Linked DNA regions of Homo sapiens: region 1 is linked to region 2. A link is a loop called in an ENCODE intact Hi-C map of the cell type or tissue named here. Cell type or tissue: CD14-positive monocyte. All regions are shown on one strand. Links, peaks and the distances in the headings refer to the core of each region. The heading gives the core; the rest is flanking DNA.

Region 1 (9,088 bases), core at 523-8,522, 54 kb before region 2:
GTGTTTAGTTTTCTTAAATTATCAGCTGTGAGTTGTAGGGGAGTTCTGGGAATTAGATCTTAAAATAGCTAAAGTTTACTCCGGATAGTATGCAGATGTAATACACTAAATAATTCTGAGTCCATTTCCAAAAGCAACATGAGTTACACAAAACTATCTTGGCATTTTCAAGAGATGGGAAAATCTGTAAGATTATCTTATTTCATGAAATCACTCTGGTAAGATCTTTTCTTAAGCCCCAGAGATAATAATACTCTTTTGCTGTTTCTACATATATTTTTATTTACATAGTGTAAATGTATTAGAAGTTAATTGTAAGCCTTAATTAATTTAATCTGAATATATAACAATTTAAACCTCACATTACAAAATTCTGAAGCTTAAGAAAACTGCTTATGTCTGTCATATTATTTTGGCAAATAATATTTGGCAAAAAATAATATTTGGCAAAACAAAGGCAGATGTCTAATAACCACACAGTTTCTCCTCTGGTAGCATTAAAAACCACAGATTACATCTTTTGGTGTAAATTTATAAGTTTTTCTTTTAACCTAGTAGTAATTTCTTTTTGCTATAAACCATTGAAATATTTTCCTCCTACCACCTGTCTGTCTTGCTTTGAAAGCTATGATTTAAGTCCTTGTCCTAGTCTAACCATATCAGGCTTTTACTTAAATTATAGGAAACATACTTTGATTCACGTTAAAAACTAATCTAATGCTGCACAAGCCTACTCCTGTTTGTAGTTTTCCATTGTGTGATTCAGTAGCCCCTTCCTAAGTACAAATGCACTTTGTTTGATATTCTAGTATGCAGATTGACTTCTATATGCCTTTTTCTCACAGGAATTTCAGGTTGAGCGTATACCATTATAAAGCCATTCCTACTGGGTATAATTAAAAAGAGAGCCTTAGGCTGGGCCCGGTGGCTCACACCTGTAATCTCAGCACTTTGGGAGGCCCAGGTGGGCGATTCATGAGGTTGGGAGTTTGAGACCAGCCTGACCAACATGGTGAAACCCCATCTCTACTAAAAATACAAAAATTAGCCATGTCTGGTGGTGCAAACCTGTAATCTCAGCTACTCGGGAGGCTGAGGCAGGAGAATCGTTTGAACCCAGGAGGCAGAGGTTGCAGTGAGCAGAGATCATGCCATTGCACTCCAACCTGGGCAACAGAGCAAGACTCTGTCTCAAAAGGAGGGGAGTGGAGCTTAAAAGGAAGCAAAGGATTTCCAGTCTTGGAAACCTAGAGGAAGGGGGGTCCTTGCTATGTAGTGGCAGAAAGCTGAGTGACACTGTAGCCTTCAGTGACACCAAAAGTAGAGAATGTCTGAGGAGCTGTGTGATCTAGCTCAGGAGGTTTCTAACCAGAGTGCTGAAAGTGCCACCTGGTTTCTTCTTGCGTCTTATAGTAACAGGTGAGACTTTGCTCAATCATGGGAAGAACTGTTAAAAAGAAACCAGGACCACCTGGTTTGAAAATTCTCAGCCTCTCGAGAGGCAAAAAAATGCCAAAATGAAGAAATGGTCTCCGAAGGAAGGCTCAGATTTAGTATGAGTTTTCTTAGCATCAAGTACCTCTGTTTTCCGGTTGAAAAAGTATATTTATATGTGTGATTGTTATTTGATATTAATGTTGATTGAACCCAGGTGAAGAGGAATGACTTTTATTTCTACCTAAAATATGGATTGTGAAGTATTTGAGTTGTTTCAGGAGGTTGAGATGCAAACGTGTGATAGAAAAAAGACCCTCTTAAGGAAGCCTCAGTATCCCCTGCTATGAATGGCCATGGGAACTCTACAAAAAACAAAGAGCCAAGGCTACTCTGGCAAGAACAGTGCCTTAGGGATCACCTACAAGGAAGTTGCTTAGAGAACCAGAGATGGCAGGTACCAAGAGCCTTCAGCTGCGCCTCTGGAAGCAGAAGGAGAAAACCTAGGTGTCTGGTCACTGGCCACAAAAAGGTCAAGTTAGTAGTATGAAGTATTTGAATCTTCAGACCCTCCCCAGCTTGATAATCTCAACCTTTTGGCCCAAATTATTACACCATTTTGGTAAATAATATAGAAGTTAGATCTTTTGGCAATAACCAAATCTATTCATTTGTTTGAGGGGAGCCATGAAATATACAGGTTTACTGTAAAGCATTCTGTTTTTAAGTTAGTTTTTCCTCAACTTTTTTTTTAAAGAACACTTAAATTGTAAACATAAAGCAGGGTTTCTCAACCTTGGCACTGCTGGCATTTGGGGCTATATTATTTTTTGTTGTGGAGGCTGTCTGATGCATTGTAGGATATTTAGCAGCACCCTTGGTCTCTGCCCTCTAGATGCCAGCAGTACCTCCCCCACACACTTCTTCTCCAGGTTGTGAGAGCCAAAAATGTCTACAGACATTGATTGCCTAATGTCTCCTGGCAACAAAATCACTTCCCACAGAGAACCACTGCAATAAAGGAAAAAATAATCAGAAAAGGAAAATAATAATGGTGATAGCATTTAATTGTCCATTAGTGCCTATTATTTACCTAAAAAACTCTTAATCCATGTTCTGCTTTGAAAATATATGTGTTAAATAATTGTAAATTAAGGCAATATACCAGTTTGGTCTTGAATATTGGAATTTTTGTTTGGGGAAAATATAGATTTTCCCTTCAGCAGTAAGCAAATATCTTAGGGATATGAAAGTAACACCTCATGACAGATCAGGAAATCTGAAGTATTTAGCAGTGTGGCCAAGAAAGAACCCAAATTTATTAATGTTTGACCTAGGGAGTATTTTTCTTATTTAAGCAGTCTGCTTGATATAAATATAAATCATCATCATTATCATCCAAGGCACTTTGGAAAAATAGAAACTTCTGTCCCTCTCACAATTTTTGAGGATGATTATAAGTTATGTTTGGAAGCCACTGTTCCTATCCACATGGACATTCATTTATTTGTTTTAGTTATATAAGTAAATCATGTTTAATAGAGTGTTCCAGGGAGGTGAGATTGAATAACCATAAATTTGGGGTCACATCGCTAACTGTGTACATTCATGTTTATCTGTAAAGAAGTGAAGGGAGAAAGGAGAAGTGTGTGTGTTCAGTTTTCCAAGGGGTGTTGGATAACAACCTTTTACACCAAACAGTGGGGAAAAATGACTCCTTTTTTTTTTTTTCTAAGAGAACTGAATGCAGTGGCACAGTCACAGCTCACTGCAGCCTTGACCTCCTGGGCTCAAGCAATCTTCCTCAGCCTCCCGAGTAGCTGAAACTACAGGCACAGGCCTCTTCACCTGGCTAATTTTTTAATTATTTGCGGAGACAGGGTCTCCAACTCCTGAGCTCAACAGATCCTCCCACCTCAGCCTCCCAAAATGCTGGGATTACAGGTGTGGGCCACCGCACCTGGCCCATGACTACTTTTAATAACTAGATTTTGGTAGTGTCTGATTAGATGTTAAAATGACTTCTGTCTGTTCTCTTACGTGACTCAAGTCTTATCAACAGATGTTTTCTGAAAGAGTGAAGGCAAGAAGAAATGTTGGGTATGTTTTGTAAAAAGCCCTGCACACCCCAGAGAGCAGAGTGTTGATGAAACTGGAATGTGTGGCTCCATTGTTCAATCTTTAGGTATCTATTCCTGTACTATAGAAAAAGTGTGGAAGGCATAAATAGTAGTATGTGTAGAGTTGAGAGGTTGATGGTATTTTAGAGTGAAATTGGCCATCCTCATTGTAGCCAGTTCCTCTGTAGACATTTGTATTAGTCTGTTTTCGTGCTGCTGATAAAGACATACCCAAGGCTGGGAAGAAAAAGATGTTTGATTGGACTTACAGTTCCACATGGCTGGGGAGGCCTCAGAATCACAGCAAGGGCGAAAGGCACTTCTTACATGGTGGCGGCAAGAGAAAAATGAGGAAGAAGCAAAAGCAGAAACCCCTGATAAACCCATCAGATCTCGTGAGACTTACTCACTATCACGAGACTAGCATGGGAAAGACCAGCCCCCGTGATTCAATTACTTCCCCCAGGTCCCTCTCATAACACGTGGGAATTCCAAGAGATACAATTCAAGTTGAGATTTCGGTGGGGACACACAACCAAACCATATTATGCTACCCCTGGCCCCTCCAAATCTCATGTCCTTACATTTCAAAACCAATCATGCCTTCCAAACAGTCTCCCAAAGTCTTAACTCATTTCAGCATTAACCCAAAAGTCCACATTCCAAAGTCCCATCTGAGACAAGGCAAGTCCTTTCTGCCTGTGAGCCTGTAAAATCAAAAGCAAGCTAGTTACTTCCTAGATACAGTGTGGGTACAGGTATTGGGTAAATACAGCCATTCCAAATGGGAGAAATTGGCCAAAACAAAGGAGTTATAGAGCCCATGCAAGTCCATAATCCAGTGGGGCAGTCAAATCTTAAAGCTCCGAAATGATCTCCTTTGACTCCAGGTCTCACATCCAGGTCATGCGGATGTAAGAGGTGGCTTCCCATGGTCTTGAGCAGCTCTGCCCCTGTGGCTTTGCAGGGTACAGGCTCCCTCTCAGCTGCTTTCACAGGCTGCCATCAAATGTCTGCAGCTTTTCCAGAAGTTGTCAGCAGATCTACCATTCTGGAGTCTGGAGGATGGTGGCCCTCTTCTCACAGCTCTACCAGGCAGTGCCCCAGTAGGGACTTGTGTGAGGGCTCCGACCTCACATTTTCCTTCCACACTGGCCTAGCAGAGGTTCTCCATGAGGGCCCTGCCCCTGCAGCAAACTTTTGCCTGGGCATCCAGGCATTTCCATACATCTTCTGAAATCTAAGCAGAGGTTCCCAAATCTCAATTCTTGACTTCTGCACACCCATAGGCTCAACACCATGTGGAAGCTGCCAAGGCTTGTGACTTCCACCCTCCGAAGCCACAGCCTGAGCTATATGTTGGCCTCTTTCAGTCACAGCTGGAGCAGCTGGGACGCAAGGCACCAAGTCCCTAGGCTGCACACAGCACGGGGACCCTGGGCCTGGCCACAAAACCACTTTTTCCTCCTAGGCCTCCGGGCCTGTGATGGGAAGCGCTGGCGTGAATGTCTCTGACATGGCCTGGAGACATTTTCTCGATGGCCTTGGGGATTAACATTAGGCTTCTTGCTACTTATGCACATTTCTGCAGCCAGCTTGAATTTCTCCCCAGAAAATGGGTTTTTCTTTTCTGTCTCATAGTCAGGCTGCAAATTTTCCAAACTTTTATGCTCTGCTTCCCTTATAAAACTGAATGCCTTTAACAGCACGCAAGTCACTTCTTGAATGCTATGCCACTTAGTAATTTCTTCCACCAGATACCCTAAATCATCTCTCTCAAGTTCAGAGTTCCACAAATCTCTGGGGCAGGGGCAAAATGCCGCCAGTCTCTTTGCTAAAACATAGCAAGAGTCACCTTTGCTCCAGTTCCCAGCAAGTTCCTCACCTCCACTGAGACCACCTCAGCCTGGATTTTATTGTCCATATTGCTATCAGCATTTTGGGCAAAGCCATTCAACAAGTCTCTTAAGTAAAGTTCCAAACATTTTCCTATTTCTTCTGAGCCCTCCAAACTGTTCCAGTCTCTGCCTGTTACCCTGTTCCAAAGTTGCTTCCACATTTTCTTGTATCTTTTCAGCAATGCCCCACTCTGCTGGTACCAATTTACTGTATTAGTCCTTTTTCATGCTGCTGATAAAGACATGCCCAAGACTGGGAAGAAAAAGATGTTTAATTGAACTTACAGTTCCACATGGTTGGAGAGGCCTCAGAATCATGGCGGGGGAGAAAGGCACTTCTTACATGGTGGCAGCAAGAGAAAATGAGGACGAAGCAAAAAGCAGAAGCCCCAATAAACCCATCATATCTCATGAGACTTATTCACTATCACGAAAATAGCACAGGAAAGACTGGCCCCCATGATTCAATTACCTCTCCCTGGGTCCAAGCCACAACACATGGGAATTCTGGGAGATACAGTTCAAGTTGAGATTTGGGTGGGGACACAGCCAAACCCTATCAACATTGAATACAATCTGTAGTATCAAATATTGAAAATTCTAGTGATGAAATGAGGATTATTAATTCAATAATCAGTGCATTTGATTATAAAACTTCTATCATATTAAGGGAATTTATTGCTTCATGCTGTATTTGTGTTTCCTTTATATTGCAATGATGTTTCCATAATTTAAAACGAATCAGAACTCTTCTATAGATTTTTCAATAAAATTAATTTCTAGATGTCTACTCTTCATTTAAATAATTTTGGTATCCTGGTGAATTCTACTTTTCTTCAAATATACATATCTGGGCAATGTGGCATCTTACAATAAGGCTTTCCAATATTAATGTTAGTTTCTTACAATTGTCCCTTTTACTTTTTTATTTTCTTACAGTGCCTACACCAACTAATGTTACAATTGAATCCTATAACATGAACCCTATCGTATATTGGGAGTACCAGATCATGCCACAGGTCCCTGTTTTTACCGTAGAGGTAAAGAACTATGGGTGAGTGTCACTCTTTTATTTATCCTTTTTATTCCATTTTTGTTTAGGTCCTTGGAAATTCCACAACTGTGTTCTTTCATCAGCCTTCCCACGTGGCAAAACATTCTAAACTGCTTATAGAGGTCCAAAAGTACTAAAGATGCAAATTCTTTGCCAAATATTTCTTGCCTCTTATTTCCTCTTCCTTATCAGTATTGAAATAGAGAAGTATCACTAAACTTCTGAGATTAGCATGACAAATAAAGCTAATAGTTACTATGTCATCTTCCTGTAGTGTATTTTTAGTAGAACAATATAAATTTCAAAAAACTTTTTTGACAACTGTTAGTTTTTTTAATGTGCTTACTTCTATAATTAACATATATAAATGGAATTTAGAGTTGTTTAAAAAAACAGATTTTTAAAAAATTGAATGTGGAATGTGGCTTGCATAGGTCTTACATTTTGAATTGAGCCTCTTTACTGTAACAGAGTTTGTAGTTCTTCTAACTAAAGAGTAAGGGTTTCCTACTTTCTCTGGCGTCTCCATCCTATTCTTAGCTCTGCTCTTTCTACCGCTTTGTGCTGTGAATAAAAAGCAAAGCACAGACAGAAATGGTTTGAGTTTATTTAATAACAATAAAAGTTATCTTCGCATTTTTTTATTCTTTTTAGTGTTAAGAATTCAGAATGGATTGATGCCTGCATCAATATTTCTCATCATTATTGTAATATTTCTGATCATGTTGGTGATCCATCAAATTCTCTTTGGGTCAGAGTTAAAGCCAGGGTTGGACAAAAAGAATCTGCCTATGCAAAGTCAGAAGAATTTGCTGTATGCCGAGATGGTGAGTAGAATGTGTACACATGTAAATTTTAAATTGGAAAATATTTATACATGTCTTCTGTATGTTTGCTTTTATTAGCAGTTGCTGAAAATTATCACAATGCTTAAGAAACACTTGGAGGAATTTAGAGTCAGTACAGGTTGAGCATCCCAAGTCTAGAAACCCAGAATGCTCCAAAATCTGAAACTTTTTGAGCGCCAGCATGGCACTCAAAGGAAATACTCATTGGAGCATTTTGGATGTTCAGATTTAGAATGTTCAACTGGTAAATATAATGTAAATATTCCAGAATCCAGAAAAAAAAACTCAGAAACCGAAAATACTACTGATCTCAAGCGTTTTGGATATGGGATACTCAACCTGTATCCTCCCCTTCTTTCAAGCCCCACAAAATAGGGCTAACAGGTGGCCATCACTTAGCTGCTTCTATGCCATGACATTTCCACTTCATACAATTATGGGTCTGTGCTGCCCAGCGGTCCCCTGCACCACCCTTGCCCTTCCCATCTTTTGTCATTCATTTGTAAGTTATATTCACTAAGGACTTTGGCAGCTAACTCTTATTCTGAATGCCTGGGGAACCTGAATACCACCTTAATACATTAAAAAATTGCAGAGTTCCTTATTCTCTTCAGCCACTGTGATTTTCAGGTCTTCAGTCTTCCAGCATCCCACTCCCATAGTGTACCTGATGTTTGCTGTCACCTCAAACTCTTGAATCTTTAATTCCAGTTCCTGTATTCCAACTATGACATCCTGCCTTAGCTCTCAGACCCTGACTCCTGGGTAAAAGACACCTTTAGTCACTTGACTCCTCCCTAGTCTTCTAGCCCTTGGGTCCCTTTCCCTCTAGCCTCACTTCCTTTCTCTGCTCCTGCCTTTTAGATTGTGCCACCTCGGTCTCTTCTACAGGCTCTTCCTCTCCTTACCCTTTAAATACTTTTCTTCCCCAGAGTCCACAATTTTGTCATATGATTACCACACCATCTGCATGTTAGATTTTTTTCCATATAGATTTATCAAGGGCCTACTACGTGCCGGAAAGTATACTGGGCCCTGAGGATACACTGATGGGTTAAAAACAGACCTGCCTGGCACACAGTGGTACACAGTAATATGTGAAGACTAGATAAATGGTTCACAACAAAGTCTCAAACATCAAAGACCTAATAAATATTTATGGAATAAGTTCTGATTTTTCACAGTAAAAAGAGTTTTGATGAGGGAAGAAAACTAATGCCATTTCTGAAACGTTTTTTAGAATCCAGGCTTCTTAATCCACAGAAGCAAAGATAAAGGAAAAATTACTTAATAGAGTCTATATTATGTGAAGTCTTTTTTTAACCAAAGTTTATAACTATTTTTATTTACAACTAGAAATGAAATTAAACTGCTAAATAGGCATTCAGATTAAATAAGAGTACTTCTTGCCTGAGATTTATGAAACATTTGTTTATTAAGGACCCCGAGACTATCTTCTAGATATTTGTGGAGTGGTTTAAATGTGGTCCTGCTTTAGAACAACCAGAACAAAAACAATAGGTTGATTGATAGATTCTGGTAATTTTATGAAATGTACCATTTAGTTCCAAGGCCAGTATTTATTATACTTCCTCCTCCTCCTTCCCCAGGAAAAATTGGACCACCTAAACTGGATATCAGAAAGGAGGAGAAGCAAATCATGATTGACATATTTCACCCTTCAGTTTTTGTAAATGGAGACGAGCAGGAAGTCGATTATGATCCCGAAACTAC
Region 2 (9,088 bases), core at 737-8,736:
CTGGAATGTTTATGTTCTAAAGATGACTGATCAGGCAGTGATTTTTGTGAGCAAAATCAACTGTGGCTGTAGACTCTTTCCAAGAACACAACACCATTTGATGCACTGATGGTGGTCCAAACAATAAAAGTGAAAACAAATTAAAAAACAAATAACAGTATTCACACTATTTGGTTGGTAAGAAGAAAGGCCTGAGGAAACAGTCTTGTTCATTTGAAAATAACAAGTCTTGAAAGTTCAGAGCTGAGACCATGGGCTTGGAAGTGTTTTTTTAACCATCTCAATAACGTGATACATTTGAGCAAAGACTTGAAGGAGGTGGAGAAATGAGCCATGTGAAATCCAGGGGAAGAGCAGACCAGGAAAAGGGAAGGGCCAGTGCAGAGGCCCTAAGGCAGAGTCACTGGAGTCATGGTGGAGCAAGTGAAGGAGTCAACACTGCAAACACAGGGGTCGGGGTGACAGAAGATGAGGTCAGGGAGAAAACAGAAGATATGCTTCCTGGCCGGGTGCAGTGGCTCACGCCTGTAATCCCAGCACTTTGGGAGGCCGAGGTGGGCGGATCACTTGAGGTCAGGAGTTCGAGACCAGCCTGCCCAACATGGCAAAACCCCATCTCTACTAAAAATACAAAAAAATTAGCCAGGCATGGTGGCGGGCACCTGTAATCCCAGCTACTCAGGAGGCTGAGGCAGGAGAATCGCTTGAATCCGGGAGGCAGAGGTTGCAGTGAGCTGAGATCACGCCACTGCACTCCAGCCAGGGCGACAAGAGTGAAACTCCATCCAAAAAAAAAAGATATGCTTCTTGACTCCTCCTTCTGCCCAACTTCTTATCCCTTATAAAAAACCTTGAACCCTAAGTAAAATTTTGCCAAAATTCTCTTGCCTCCATGCAACTAAAGGCAAGCAAGGTTGTACCACCTATGTTGCCTGATTTGAGGAAGAAAGCACAAGTCATGCCAGTGCAAAATTATCCCATGCCATGCCATGATTAGTCTCAGAAACACTACCCCCCAGCAGGGTCTTGGGCAGTTTTCCTCATTAGCATGACCATTTCATCTGAGGGATTATGCTTGGATACTTGGAGCCAGGATGCAGGCAGGTAAATACAGCCATTCAGGAGTGGGACAGCAAAGGCAGACCTACCTGGAAGCAGGACCCAGAGATTGAGCAAGAACCTGCGAAAGGAGGGACTGAGTGCTGGGCTGAGGTCCTGGAGCCCAGAAGTGGTCACTAGCAAATTTTGCTTGAGTAGTACCAATATAGTGATTCCTAAGAAGATGGTTGGTGGTCTTAGTGTGGGTCTTTCATCTCAGTCATTATATTCCATCACTATTTGGGAACAAAATAAGAGCAATATTTTTTTTAATGCAATTTACTTCCCCCACAGCCTGGGAAATAGGGTGGGAAGGTATCACGTACATGTTTATGATCTGGAACTCATTATTCTGAGACTTTAGCGTGCATCAAAATCATTGCATTGAAGATTCAAAATGTTGATTTCTGGGCTCCACCTCTACTATCTGCACTTAGAGCAACTACTTTAGGGAATCCTGATGCAGGTATTCCACTGAAAACTACTGCTGGGAACAGCAGTGCTCCAAGCAACGTTCAATGTTCTTCCTTCTCTTATTATCTTAGGAACTCAGTCAACGCATGAGTCTCTGAAGCCTCAGAGGGTACAATTTCAGTCCCGAAATTTTCACAACATTTTGCAATGGCAGCCTGGGAGGGCACTTACTGGCAACAGCAGTGTCTATTTTGTGCAGTACAAAATGTAAGTAAATTGAGCCTCCTTCAGCTGATAGAGATGGCACTGGGATAACATGTTCTAGAATGCAATGGAGTGTTAGGATCCGAGCTTTTTTTCAGTTTCAGAGGGGTTGAGAAGAAGCCAAGGTCAGGATAACAGTGACTTGTCTCCCCTGAAGGCTGCCTGGGGACTCAAAATGCATGATGGTATGCAGTGCACTGGGCAGATACTTCAGCCCTAGACCTGCACCAAGACCTCACAGGCTCAGCCTTTGCCTCCATGGAGGAGCCTGGCACATGGTGGGTTCTCAATATAGATTTGTCAGGCGAATGTTGGAAGCAACTTATTAGCACATAGCGAGTACTCAGTGAGTGAAACTATCGGTAGTTGAAAAAGAAGTTGTGGCAAACATGGTGGTGAGTGTGTAAAATAAGGTTTTAATTTAAAAGTCACTTTCAGAGTGGATTTACTATTTAGAAAATTCCTTTCAAAAACTAATGACTCTCGTAAGCATGAACACAAACTGGAACACGCTGCTGCATGTTCCTCTCGTGTGATCCTCAGGCTACTCCTGCTGGATCATTGCCAAAACTCAGATATAATCTACTCCTTTCCTGGCTCAAGGCTTGGAAACAAACACTCTTGACTTGAAAATGTCAGGTTTTTCCACTCATATATTTCTGGGGGGGTGAGGGGGGTTGAGGCTCAATCCTGTCTCCTGACAGTGAGACAGGAGATATTACAGTTTAGCTTTCATGGTTTTTCAATAGAAATTCAGGAAATCAAATGCAGCTATGGCCAAAGTAGCAATTTTTATCCCATAAATTCATCCATGTCTCTCCAGCATGGGGTAGGTCCTAGGTCAGATTTTCCTGCTAATTAATTTCGGAAGGAATATCCCCAGAAGCATCTCCATCTTTAACCGCTACGACTTCTCTCTACATATTTTATGTAGCGATTGTAAAATGTACAAATCTTTACAATGAAGGTTTCTCCATTACAAAAGTAGATTTGTGCATTGCTGGAGATACTTTCAGCATGCAGAAAGTAAAGATTGGTACTCTTTTTATGCTTCCCCTGGAGTAGTATAAATAGGTCAAAAGTGGACCTATTTGTGGTCCAAAGTACTAAGAAGATTAGAAACTGTTTTACCATGAATCTAATGAAGATTAAACTTCAGGACCCCAATGCAAGGATTTTATATTTATAAATCTTTTCCTAAAGAGGACTCCCAAGCTGCTATGGTTTGAGTTTGTCTCCACCAAAATTCATGTTGAAATTTGATCCTTAGTGTGGTGGTGTTGGAAGTAGGGCCTCGTAGGAGGTGTTTGGGTCATGGGGATGGAGCACTCATGAATGGCTTGGTACCATTATTGCTGCAGTTGAGTGAGTTCTCACTCTTGCAAGACTGAATTTGTCATGGAAATGTTTCTATGAGAGTGGTTGTTGTAAAGCCAGGATGCCCCTTGAGTTTGGCCTCTTCACACGATCTGTTTTCCCCATTGACCTTCTCTAGCATGTTCTCATGCAGCATGAAAAGCTCTCACCAGAAGCCAAGTGGATGCTGGCAGCACATTTCTTGTAACTTCCCAGGCTGCAGAACATTGGCTAAGTACACCTCTTTTCCTTATCAATTACCTAGCCTCAGGTGTTCTGTTATAGAAACATTAAATGGACCAAGATTGTATAAATTTCAGACCCCAGAATACCTGAATCCATTCCTGTCTCTAAGGGATTTTCAACAGCACAAGACAAATTTATAATTTTGAAAACTTTCACTTTGGTGTATCCAGTTCATGGGCTATAATACTGTTATATCCCTTGCGTTTAGAATAGGATAAACAATGAGATATTATTTTAAAAGAGAAGTCTGTCATTACAGCTAAGTTCAAGACTTATTATAAATAAATAATAATTTTAAAACATCAAATTATACTCAATATATGTTGTGGTTCTGCTTTAATTGTGATGGAATGAAACTGCTGTCACCATGTAGATTACCGAGTATAGATACCGTCTATCTTCCTTATTATGTGTCTAGAAAGCTAGATTTCAAGTCTTTCAATAAATATTTTGGGAAACCTTTCTCCCCAGACTCCAATTCCTTCTCTTTTCCCCACCATCACTTTGTTACATTGGTCTGATTTATGGCAGGTAAGGAAACAAAGCGTGAATCTTCCCTTTGACTATTACACCATCCTGTGGCCTCAGGCTGAGTCAACCACTCTGCCTCTTGCCTCACTACCTTTTTTCATGGGATTCCCTCCCCCTCTCCCAACCCCTAATTACAGGGCTCCATATATAGTCCTCAATAAAAGTTCCCGTCAATTTTCAATAAAGAGATTAATCATGTATGTTGGGTAGGCAACACCTGAGATGAAAAGTGGTAGCAACTTCTCAGAAGCAGCCACATTACTCAACAGCAAGCTGATGAGAAGTGGAGAAAAACCACAAACAGCCAAAACCACAGAGCATTAAGGATGTGGAGAGTGAGTATTCAAAAATGGAAGTCAGTCCACACACCAGAAAGAACATTTTGCCAAGTATTAAAAAAAAGGTTAAAACCCTTATGTTAGTGATACAGAAAGCGTCAGGGATGTTTATCTTCCAGCAAGACAGCACTTTAGGTAATGCTGTGGTTTCTATGTGTCCCCCAAAAGTTCATGTGTTGGAAACCTGATCCCCAGTGCAGCAATGTTGAGAGGTGGGACTTTGGGGAGATGATTGGGTCATGAGGATTCTGCCCCCATGAATGGATTCATCCATTGATGGATTAACGAATTAATGTGTTATTGAGGAAGTGGGCTAGTTATCAAAAAAGTTGGTCTGTTTTATATATATTTTATATTTTATATATATATGTATATATATGTATATGCCATCTCTCTTGAATCCCTGTGAAGTCCTCTGTCACCTTAAGTCTCTGCAGAGAGTCCCCACCAGCAAGAAGGCCCTCACCAGATGTGGCTCTTATGGCTCTTAGACATTAGACTTCCTAGCCTCCAAAACTGTAAGAAATAAATTCCTTTTCTTTATAAATTACCCAGTCTCGGGTATTCAGTTATAGCAACAGAAAATGGACTGAAACAGTTAATAAGAAGGAATTTTTTTAAAGATTCTGAAGAGGAGCCATAAGCTATCATGGTGGTATTGCTACTAGAATCAGGTATAAAAAATTATTAGTCTGAAAATACTGAAGACTCCTTGAGTGGAGAAAAGAAACTCAGATCTTTGCCTTTTCCCTGCTACAGATATGGACAGAGACAATGGAAAAATAAAGAAGACTGTTGGGGTACTCAAGAACTCTCTTGTGACCTTACCAGTGAAACCTCAGACATACAGGAACCTTATTACGGGAGGGTGAGGGCGGCCTCGGCTGGGAGCTACTCAGAATGGAGCATGACGCCGCGGTTCACTCCCTGGTGGGAAAGTGAGTTCCATGGAGTTTCTTTGCCCTTGTTCTTCCTGCTTTTGGACAGCCCTCCCGGAGCACGGCTAGTGACTAGGCCTTGTGCTTTGCTGAGGTCTCTACATCATTATCTCTTTTGGTCTAATTGTCAGAACAACTCTAGGAGATAGCTTTTATTATCCTAATTTTCTAGTCCAGAACATCAAGATGTAGAGGCTTTAGTCATTGCTCCAATCTCGCAATCTGTATTATCCAAGTCAGGGTTCAAATTTGCTATATCTGACTGCAGAGCCTCCACTCCATCAATTTGTCACCTTGTGTGTGTGTGTGTGTGTGTGTGTTTGTGTGTGACAGGGTCTCGCTTTGTCACCCAGGCTGGAGTGCAGTGGCACGATCTTGGCTCACTGCAACCTCTGCATCCCGGGTTCAAGCGATTCTCCGGCCTCTGCCTCCCGAGTAGCTAGGATTACAAGTGTGTGCCACCACCCTTGGCTAATTTTTGTATTTTTAGTAGAGACGGGGTTTCATCATATTGGCCAGGCTGGTTTCAAACTCCTGACCTCAGGTGATCTGCCCCCTTTGGCCTCCCAAAGTGCTGGGATTATGGGTGTGAGCCACCATGCCCAGCCCCTAAAAAAGTATTTTTAGACAGCAGAATTTGTCATAGTGCCTAGTCCTTCCCCAAACACGAGGGTTAAGTTCATGAAAATACTGATTACAGGAATTTTCTGTTGAGGAAATTAAGACTTTTAGTCACCTCCCCAAAAAGGCAGACCAAAAGTGCTTTCTCAGTATCCATCCTGAAGGATATTTATTCCTTTTTTAGTTTAGTCACAACCATAGAATAATATAATCTAAGACATAGGTGTTAAAATTAACCATTACCAACAGACATTGGATAAAATAGTAGAGAGAGAGAGAGAAGGGGTTTAATGTATAGATATAAAGATGTGCATAAATAGAACAAGAAAAAAAAAAGATATTTACCACAGTCCTCATAATTGCAACAAGTCAACTAGTCATGAAGCTGTAGTTAATATTTATGACTTCTTCCTTCATTATAAACTCAACATTCACTTTCTTTCCAGCCAGCACTTCAGCTCTTTATCCACGAGGAGTTTGAGTCCTTTTGGTGTTTCCTGTCTCCGCTTGACCTAACCTTACATTAATTTTTATCACTGAATAGAGAAGCTCTAAGAGGCACACCAGAGGATACCAAGAATTCTTCCACCTGACCCCATTGTATTTATAACTATATTATGCCTTGAAAATCAGAATGAATCACCCTAGACAATATAAGAACCTCATTTTCTTTTTGTTAGTTAAATGGCATGAGGCGCTCCAAATGGTCAGGAGAGAGCCTCGACTTCCAATTTTTGGAAACCATTTTTGTTATAAACCAGAAGAATTCAAGGCCAAGCATATGGGAAACAAAAACATGTCATAAGTTGTTCACTATGGGTAACAGTCAGAGTTGCCCCTCCCACTTCTACTTCTTGTATCCTAGACCAGTGAATTCTGTCTGTGGAAGAAATAGCACCATATATTGGCCCTAGGCTTAGTGAAGCATTTACCAATTGGAGCATTTACCAATTCATATGCCAATTCACAAGACGTCTCTCAAACTGAGTTTTCAATTATCCATTTCACCTTCCTATAAAGTCATGGATTTCTGAGCGACAAATATATGATATATATTTGTCCTATGGGTCTTGAGACCTTGCTTCACTCCTTTCACATTAACTTAAGTTCTTTGTCATAAGCAATGTATTGTGGAGTACTATGCTCATGAACAAGGCATTGACTACATCTATGGGTGTATGTGTGGTCCCAGGAGTGGTTAGGGGTCTGCTAATAAAAGCATTGAAGCAGTAAATAAAAATCTATAAACAAAATCTGTAACCAGAATCTATATCCAGCAGTAAAGAAAATCTATAACCAATGTCTCTTGCCCCCTCCCTTTTGGAAGGGAACAAAAATAAACCTACCTGCAACGAGATGGAAGATGAGAGCCCCTGGAATATGGCACTATACTAGGGGTTCAACATTGATCTTCCTTACTGGAAAGTTGGACACTCTGCAGGTCAGACCAACTTTGGTAAGAGGAGATCCATATTGTTAAGTCTATATATAGCCTCCATCATGCAACTATTTTGTTCAAGAGCCCATAGAGCAACTACAGGACACTGGGGAAATAGATGGTCACTGCATCCACTTAGATTTTTTTAAACAGCCTTATTGAGATATAATTCACACAGCCTATACTTTAAGCATATAGCATACAGTTTAATGGTTTTTACTATATTCACAAATATGTACAACCATCACTCACAGTCAATTTTAGAACATTTTTATCACCTCAAAAAGCAACTCCATACCCTTTGGCTATCACCTTCCAGTCTCACCATTCCCTTAGCCCTCAGCCCCGGCAACTACTAATCTTTCTGTCTCTATAGAGTTCCCTGTTCTAGATAGACTAATATAATACATGATTTTTTTGACTGGCTTCTTTCACTTAACGTGTTTTCAAAGTTCATTCAGATTGTAGTATGTATCAGTACTTCATTCTTTTTTGTGACCAAATAATACATTATATGGATATACCACATATTATTTATCCTTTCTTCAGTTGATAGACATTTGGGTAGTTTCCACTTTTTGGCTATTATGAATAATGCTACTATAAACAGTCATGTAAAAATTTTTGAGTGTGAGTTTTTTTGTTTTTTTTTCTTGTTTGTTTTTTTGAGAGACAGGATCCTGCTCTGTCACCTGGGCTGGAGCGCAGTGGCACAAACATAGCTCACTTCAGTCTTGAACCCCTGGGCTCCAGCAATCCTTCCACCTCAGCCTCCCAAGTACCAAGGACTATCAGGCATACGCCACCACACATAGCTGGGCATACCTTTATATTTCTCTTCAATATATACATAGGAGTGGAATTGCTGGGTCTCATAGTAACTCTATATTTAATCATTTGAGGAAATGCCAGACTACTTTCAAAGCATCTGCACTATTTTACATTCCCATCAGCAATATATGAGAGTTTTGATTTTTCCACATTTTTACCAATCTTTTTTGACTATAGCCATCCTAATAGGTATAAAATGGTAACTCATGTGGTTTTTATTTGCATTTACCTGCTAATTAATGATGTTGAGCTTCTGTTTTATGCTTATTGGCTATTTTGTACCTTCCTTGGAGAATTGTCCATTGAGATCCTTTGCCCATTTAAAAAATTTAATCAAATCTTTTTATTTTTGAGTTGTAAGGGTTCTTTATATATTCTGCATACCAATGCCTTATCAGATATATGATCCTCAGCTAGCTCCTCCCATTCTGTGAGTTGTCTTTTTACTTTCTTGATGGTATCACTTGACACCAAGTTTTAAACTTGGATGAAATCCAATTTATTTCTTCTTTTGTTGCTTGTGCTTTTGGTGTCATATCTAAGAATCCTTTGCCAAATCCAAAATCATGAAGATTTACCCTATGTTTTCTCCTAAGAGTTTTATAGTTTTATCTCTCACAGTTAAGTCTGATTCATTTTGAGTTAATTTTTGTATGTGGTGTGAGGTAAGGGTCCAATATTATTCTTTGACATATGACTATCCAGCTGTCCCAGCACCATTTGTTGAAAATTATCCCATTGAGAGTTCTTGGCACACTTGTTGAAAATCAATAGACCATAGACGTGTAGTTTATTTCCAGACTCTCAATTCTATTCTATTGAGCTATACATTCATCATTGTGCCCATACCACACTATTTTGATTATTGTTGCTTTGTAGTAAGCTTTGAAATTGGGAAGGGTGAGCCCTCCTCTTTATTCATCTTTTTCAAGATTGTTTTGACTATTATGGGTTCCTTGCAATTCTCTAACCACCCAGATTTTTTAAGACCACTTTTCAGTATGAGCCTTTTG

What was found. Hi-C counts contacts between places; a loop is a spot of excess contacts. Peaks named below come from ENCODE experiments on the same cell type or tissue, not always from the same donor. Only the 100,000 strongest peaks of a DNase experiment are listed, where the experiment ranks them.
Region 1: a loop joins it to region 2, with 2.0 times the contacts of the local background. A loop is called at or near these places in 10 of 110 quality-filtered maps.

Annotation. Positions count from the first base shown.
Region 1 is chr6:137,204,381-137,213,468 of GRCh38, reverse strand. IFNGR1 (interferon gamma receptor 1) reads left to right here. Exons shown (of 7, transcript NM_000416.3): 2 at 6,392-6,506; 3 at 7,161-7,333; 4 at 8,965-9,088. Among named protein-coding and RNA genes, the nearest start is that of IFNGR1, 10 kb to the left of the region's middle. RefSeq lists an enhancer at 5,949-6,118. In CD14-positive monocyte, for the core only: no CTCF peak of the experiment used is centred there; a DNase peak (open chromatin) is centred at 3,998; H3K4me3 peaks cover 1,581 bases; H3K27ac peaks cover 5,799 bases.
Region 2 is chr6:137,151,038-137,160,125 of GRCh38, reverse strand. IL22RA2 (interleukin 22 receptor subunit alpha 2) reads left to right here. Exons shown (of 7, transcript NM_052962.3): 3 at 1,644-1,779; 4 at 3,272-3,367; 5 at 5,007-5,185. Among named protein-coding and RNA genes, the nearest start is that of IL22RA2, 18 kb to the left of the region's middle. In CD14-positive monocyte, for the core only: no CTCF peak of the experiment used is centred there; a DNase peak (open chromatin) is centred at 3,975; H3K4me3 peaks cover 792 bases; H3K27ac peaks cover 730 bases.